2 separate regions of the Homo sapiens genome follow, and region 2 is linked to region 1. A link is an interaction called in ENCODE POLR2A ChIA-PET data of the cell type or tissue named here. Cell type or tissue: OCI-LY7. All regions are shown on one strand. Links, peaks and the distances in the headings refer to the core of each region. The heading gives the core; the rest is flanking DNA. Region 1 overlaps MDS2 (myelodysplastic syndrome 2 translocation associated). Region 2 has its middle 22 kb from the start of ID3.

Region 1 (2,905 bases), core at 282-2,781:
GAGGGGTGAACAATCAAATGTGGGTAAAGGGTCACGTTGGTTTTATTCATTCACTCAGCAAACTTTTTTTTTTTTTTTTTTTTTAGATGGAGTCTTGCTCCGTGGCCCAGGCTGGAGAGCAGTGGCGCCATCTCAGCTCGCTGCAACCTCCACCTCCCGGGTTCAAGCGATTCTCCTGCCTCAGCCTCCCAAGTAGCTGGGATTACAGGCACGCGCCACCATGCCCGGCTAATTTTTGTTATTTTTTCATAGAGATGGGTTTTCACCATGTTGGCCAGGCTGGTCTCGAACACCTGACCTCAAGTGATCTGCCCACCTCAGCCTCCCAAAGTGTTGAGATTACAGGTGTGAGCCATGTGCCTAGCCCACTTAGCAAACCTTTATTGAGCACCTACTATGTGCCAGGTCTCGAACAAAGTGCTAAGAACATAGAGAAAAAGGATGGGATTGCTGGCCAAGAAGGGACATGGGAGAGGAGAAGGGAAGGGAAGACAGTGATGGATCCGGCTGGGGATGTACTGAGTTGGCGGGGCAGGGGACAGCCAAGGGGCAACAGCCAAGGGGCAGCTGAACACATGGTCTGAGACTCAGGAAAGAGGTAGAATTTGAGATGCAGGATTTTAAAAATCAAATCTCGAGCACAACTTGGTAAACTTACTGAAAATCATTGACTTGTACCCTTAAAGTGAGTGAATTGTATGATCTATAAGTAATACCTGGATAAAGTTTTCAAAATACAATTAGGGAAAAACCCAAGAAGTCTCAAAGTTCCTAGGAAATCATGAAACAAGGAGGAAGAGAACATTCCAGTCAGAGGGCAGAGGGTGTGAGTGAAACCTGGAGGCCTGGCTGGAGTGGGCACGAGGTGTGGCTGAAACCAGGGGTGCTTAGCGGGGATAGACGGAGCTGCAGCCTCGCCCTTGAGTGGGTTGTACCAGTCATGTCACTGAGCACTGACGCTGCGCTCTGCATCCTGGAGAAAATCAATCTTCCAACAACCCCAGAAGAAGGGATGCCAGATGAGGAAACTGAGGTTCAGAGAGGTTAAGTAGCTTACCCAGTCACATTGCTATTAAGGAGGTATATATATATATATATATTTATATGGAGACGGAGTCTTGCTCTGTCGCCCAGGCTGGAGTGCAGTGGCTGGATCTCAGTTCACTGCAAGCTCCTCCTCCCAGATTCACGCCATTCTCCTGCCTCAGCCTTGCGAGTAGCTGGGACTACAGGCGCCCACCACCACGCCCGGCTAATTTTTTGTATTTTTAGTAGAGACGGGGTTTCACCTGTTAGCTAGGATGGTCTTGATCTCCTGACCTTGTGATCCACCGGCCTTGGCCTCCCAAAGTGCTGGGATTACAGGCGTGAGCCACCGCACCTGGCTTTTTTTTTTTTTTTTTTTTTTTTGGAGTCTCGCTTTGTCACCCAGGCTGGAGTGCAGTGGCACAATCTCGGCTCACTGCAACCTCTGCTTCCCGGGTTCAAGCAATTCTCGTGCCTCAGCCTCCTGAGTAGCTGAGATTACAGGTGCCCGCCACCAGGCCGGGCTAATTTTTGTATTTTTAGTAGAGATAGGGCTTCAGCCTGTTGGCCGGGCTGGTCTTGAACTCCTGACCTCATGACCCACCCACCTCGGCCTCCCAAAGTGCTGGGATTACAGGCATGAGCCACCGCGCGCAGCTTAAGGGGGTAGAATCTGAGATCCATCAGCTCTAGAGTTTGGGATCTTGAGTAACAGTTTCGCCACGTTTAACAAATGTCCGGGGCCTGGAACGGAGACACTGGCGCTTCTATCGCGCCATCTGCTGGCCAAAACGTAGAGCTCAACTGGCGACGGAAAGGCGTTGGTTCCCAGGCTTGACAGGATTCCCTTCTGCCCTCTTCTCAACTGTTTCTCCCAACAGCCCTGAGTGGGTGGTAGGCAGGAATTGTCCAGCCTCATCTTACCAATGAGGAGACCAAGGCTTGGAGAGAAGAGGCGACTTCTCAAAGATGATCCAGAGGAGTAAAGGAGGCCCCGGGATTCAAACCCCCCTCCGTGAGGTGCTCTCCACCTCCCGCTGTCCTCAGTGTGGACTTAGATCCCAGAGCATCTTCACCCCTCTGAGGGGGTGAGGCCAGTCCCCTCCCTGGCTGGCTTGCAGACAGCGACCCAGGTTCAGGTAGCGGCCTAACCCACCCAGCTCTGTCTCTGTGGGGGTGGTTTGACCTGATGCAGGTTTGAGCCTGTATCAGGCTCTGTGGGGGGTTAGGGCAGGGTTCTCAAGGCTGAGCAGAAAGCTTCCACCCCACCCCTCCACTGGGGACTCCAAGCAGGTGACATTTCTGTTTGGGGAGCTGGCTGCCCCTTCCCTGTCCCCAGCCCTTCAGGAATTCTGGGTCTCAGGCTCTGGAAGGAGGGAGAGGAGAGAGAGAGGAGGCCCAGGCAGAAGTGGGGAGACAGTAGGCTGGGAGAAGGAGGGGCATGGGGGTGGGGCCAGAGCAAGGCCACAGCGAATGATAGTGACAGCAACCGTGCTAAGAAGAGCTGCCACTGTGGAGGGACAGGCGCTGCAAAGGTGCTTTACGGGAATTATGAGCCTTAACCTTCTCTGTGGCCCTGAGAGGCAGGGAGGATCATGACCCTCACTGACAGTGGAGGAGCAGTATCCAGGAGCTTGAGTAATGTGCCCAGGGTCACATGGCCAGTGAATATGAAGCCAGAATCACAACCCAGGGAGTTGTGACTCCCAGAAGGAGGGGACTGATGGGAAGCAGAGTGAAGGAGCAAAGGACTGATGGGGTGGCCATCAGGCTGGGAGTGGGGGACAAAGACGTCCAGCTGCCTGGCCGTCCCATGGCTGTCATCGTGTGTACGAGTGTGTATGTGTGCCAGGGAGAGAGAGTGTCTGAGAGTCTCGGT
Region 2 (2,905 bases), core at 291-2,790, 56 kb before region 1:
TTTTTTTTTTTTTTTTTTTTTTTTTTAGATAGAGTCTTGCTCTGTTGCCCAGGCTGGAGTGCAGTGGTGCGATCTCGGCTCACTGCAAGCTCTGACTCCCGAGTTCACACCATACTCCTGCCTCAGCCTCCTGAGTAGCTGGGACTACAGGCGCCGGCCACCATGCCTGGCTAAGTTTTTGTATTTTTAGTAGAGACGGGGTTTCACCGTGTTAGCCAGGATGGTCTAGATCTCCTGACCATGTGATCCACCTGCCTCGGCTTCCCAAAGTGTTGGGATTACAGGCGTGAGCCACTGTGCCCGGCCAGATATGTGTTAAATTTTAATACCCAGTACCTGTGAATGGGACCTTATTTGGAAATAGGGTATCTAAAGATAGAATTAAGGATCTTGAAATGATATCCTGTATTTTTGGTGGGACCTAAATCCAAGGACTGATGTGCTTATAAGAGAAAGGAGACCAGGCACGGTGGCTCACATCTGTAATCACAGCACTTTGGGAGGCCGAGATGGGCGGATCATGAGGTCAGGAGTTTGAGACCAGCCTGGCTAACATAGTGAAACCCCATCTCTACTAAAAATACAAAAATTAGCCGGACGTGGTGGTGCAAGCCTGTAATCCCAGCTACTCAGGAGGCTGAGGCAGGAGAATTGCTTGAAATCAGGAGGTGGAGGTTGCAGTGAGCCGAGATGGTGCCACTGCACTCCAGCCTGGGTGACAGAGCGAGATTCCATCTCAAAAAGAAAAAAAAAAGAGAGAGAAAGGAAAGTAAGATTTAAGACACAGAGACACAGTGAGAAGAAGTACAATTGAAGATGGAGGCCGAAATTGGACTTATGAAGCCTCAAACCAAGGCATGTTAAGGCCACCTGTAGAAGCTAGCAGAGGGGCATGGAGCAGATTCCCCCTCAGAGCCTTCAGGGTAACCCCACCCTGGCGACACCTGCTTTTGGACTGCTGGCCTCTAGAACTGTGAGAGAACAAATTTCTATTGTTTTAAGCCACTGAGTTTGTGGTAGTTTGTAACAGCAACCCTACGAGATGAGCACAGAAGGTGAGCAGGACTTTCCCGCCTATGAAATTCAGGGTTTTGGGGAAACAGCTTCCACTCTGGGGCCTGACAGACCTGGGGTTGGCACCTGCCTGTCCTATGGTCTTGACTTTGCTCCCCTGAGCCTCAGTTTCTTCCTTTGTAAAGGGGAGAGCCAGAGTAAAGCTGCATTTGTAGAGTGCCAGACAGTGTGCTAAGCCCTTTATCGCATCCTAAGACTCCGCTTGGATGATAATAGGCCAGGAACGCCATTAACAAAGAAACTGTGTTTGAAATTGACAGCTTCACATTGCCACATAAGAAGCAACCTCCACCTCGTGTTTTTGCTTTGAATCTGACCATGTGGTAACTCAAGAAAACTCATGAATATTGGAGTCAGACAGGACAAGGTTCAAAGCCTGGCTCTGGTGTTTACCAGCTGGGTGAAACTGTGTGATCTGTCTTGCACTTCTGAGCCTCTCATAGTTTGCAAAATGGGAATGGTACTGGTCCCTACTTGATGTTGATGTGATGATTAAATTAAACGATAATTTTAAAAGCATGCTGTTACGAGCTGTGCCACAGAGGGTAGCACAGTTCCAGCACATAGGGGAGGCTTCTCTCTGAAGATGCTACTGCTGAAGATGCTGGTTCAGGAGGGGACAATCCAGGAAGAGTAAGCCAGTACACAGAGGACGGCAACAGCTGGGGACTGATTTTCCCAGAGGAGGAATGAGGGACAGCGCAGGCCTCTTGGGCAGCTGCTTCCTGGGGTTGTGATGTCACCGGCCCATCCAGGAGGCCACAGTACCAGCGCCTGTTACTGCCTCCCAGCTGGCCGGCTCCACTTCCTGCGCCCTGAGCCTGCCCTTGCCTTCTTTCTCATGACCCTCGGGAGGCAGCTGGGCTGCAGCTCAGAAAGCAACGCTCATCTGCAAGTTGGGACAGCAGAGGCCCTTCATTCCTCCCCAGGGCTCCCACACCTTGGGAGGGACTGTGAAGAGTGACTCTTGTCCAGTGGTTTTCAAACTGGGTTCCTCTAAGCCCTGGGGTATTAGTGCCCCAGGGACCCCTGAAGGTAAGGAGGTGGCGCGTGGTGGAAGCAAGGGGCACCCTAAGAAGGCTCAATTCTTTTTTTTTTTTTTTTTTTTTTGAGATGGAGTCTCTGTCGCCCAGGCTGGATTGCAGTGGCGTGATCTCAGCTCACTGCAAGCTCTGCCTCCCGGGTTCATGCCATTCTCCTGCCTCAGCCTCCCAAGTAGCTGGAACTACAGGCGCGTGCCACCACGCCCGGCTAATTTTTTGTATTTTTTAGTAGAGACGGGGTTTCACCATGTTAGCCAGGATGGTCTCGATCTCCTGACCTTGTGATCCACCCACCTCGGCCTCCCAAAGTGCTGGGATTACAGGCGTGAGCCACCATACCCGGCAGCAGGCTCAATTCTAATGCCACTCCCTTCACTCTCCAAAGCAGCTTTTTTTTTTTTTTTTTTTTTTTTTTTTGAGATGGGGTCTTACTCTGTCACTCAGGCTGAAGTACAGTGGCATGATCTGGGTTTATTGCAGCCTCGACCTCCTGGGATCAAGCAATCCTCCAACCTCAGCCTCCTGAGTAGCTGGGACTACAGGTACATGCCACAATGATCAGCTAATTTTTTATTTTTATTTTTGTATGGACGGGGTCTCCTCATATTGCTCAGGCTGGGCTCGAACTCTTGCTCCAGTGATCTTCCCACCTGGGCCTCCCAAAATGCTGGAATTACAGGTGTAAGCCACTGTACCTGCCTAACAGCCCCACTTATTATTATATTTTTTTAGACTGAGTCTCGCTCTATCACCCAGGCTAGAGAGCAGTAGCACGATCTTGGCTCACT

Evidence for each region. Peaks named below come from ENCODE experiments on the same cell type or tissue, not always from the same donor. Only the 100,000 strongest peaks of a DNase experiment are listed, where the experiment ranks them.
Region 2: POLR2A ChIA-PET joins it to region 1 with 10 read pairs; 21 of 35 experiments call an interaction of 5 or more read pairs at or near these places.

Annotation. Positions count from the first base shown.
Region 1 is chr1:23,635,803-23,638,707 of GRCh38, forward strand. The region is part of intron 4 of MDS2 (myelodysplastic syndrome 2 translocation associated); the gene reads left to right. Among named protein-coding and RNA genes, the nearest start is that of MDS2, 9.9 kb to the left of the region's middle. In OCI-LY7, for the core only: CTCF peaks have their summits at 1,834 (motif pointing left) and 2,034; DNase peaks (open chromatin) are centred at 1,779, 2,239 and 2,519; H3K4me3 peaks cover 1,212 bases; H3K27ac peaks cover 2,142 bases.
Region 2 is chr1:23,579,570-23,582,474 of GRCh38, forward strand. No RefSeq gene overlaps it. Among named protein-coding and RNA genes, the nearest start is that of ID3, 22 kb to the left of the region's middle. In OCI-LY7, for the core only: a CTCF peak has its summit at 1,620; DNase peaks (open chromatin) are centred at 1,522 and 1,891; H3K4me3 peaks cover 642 bases; H3K27ac peaks cover 2,315 bases.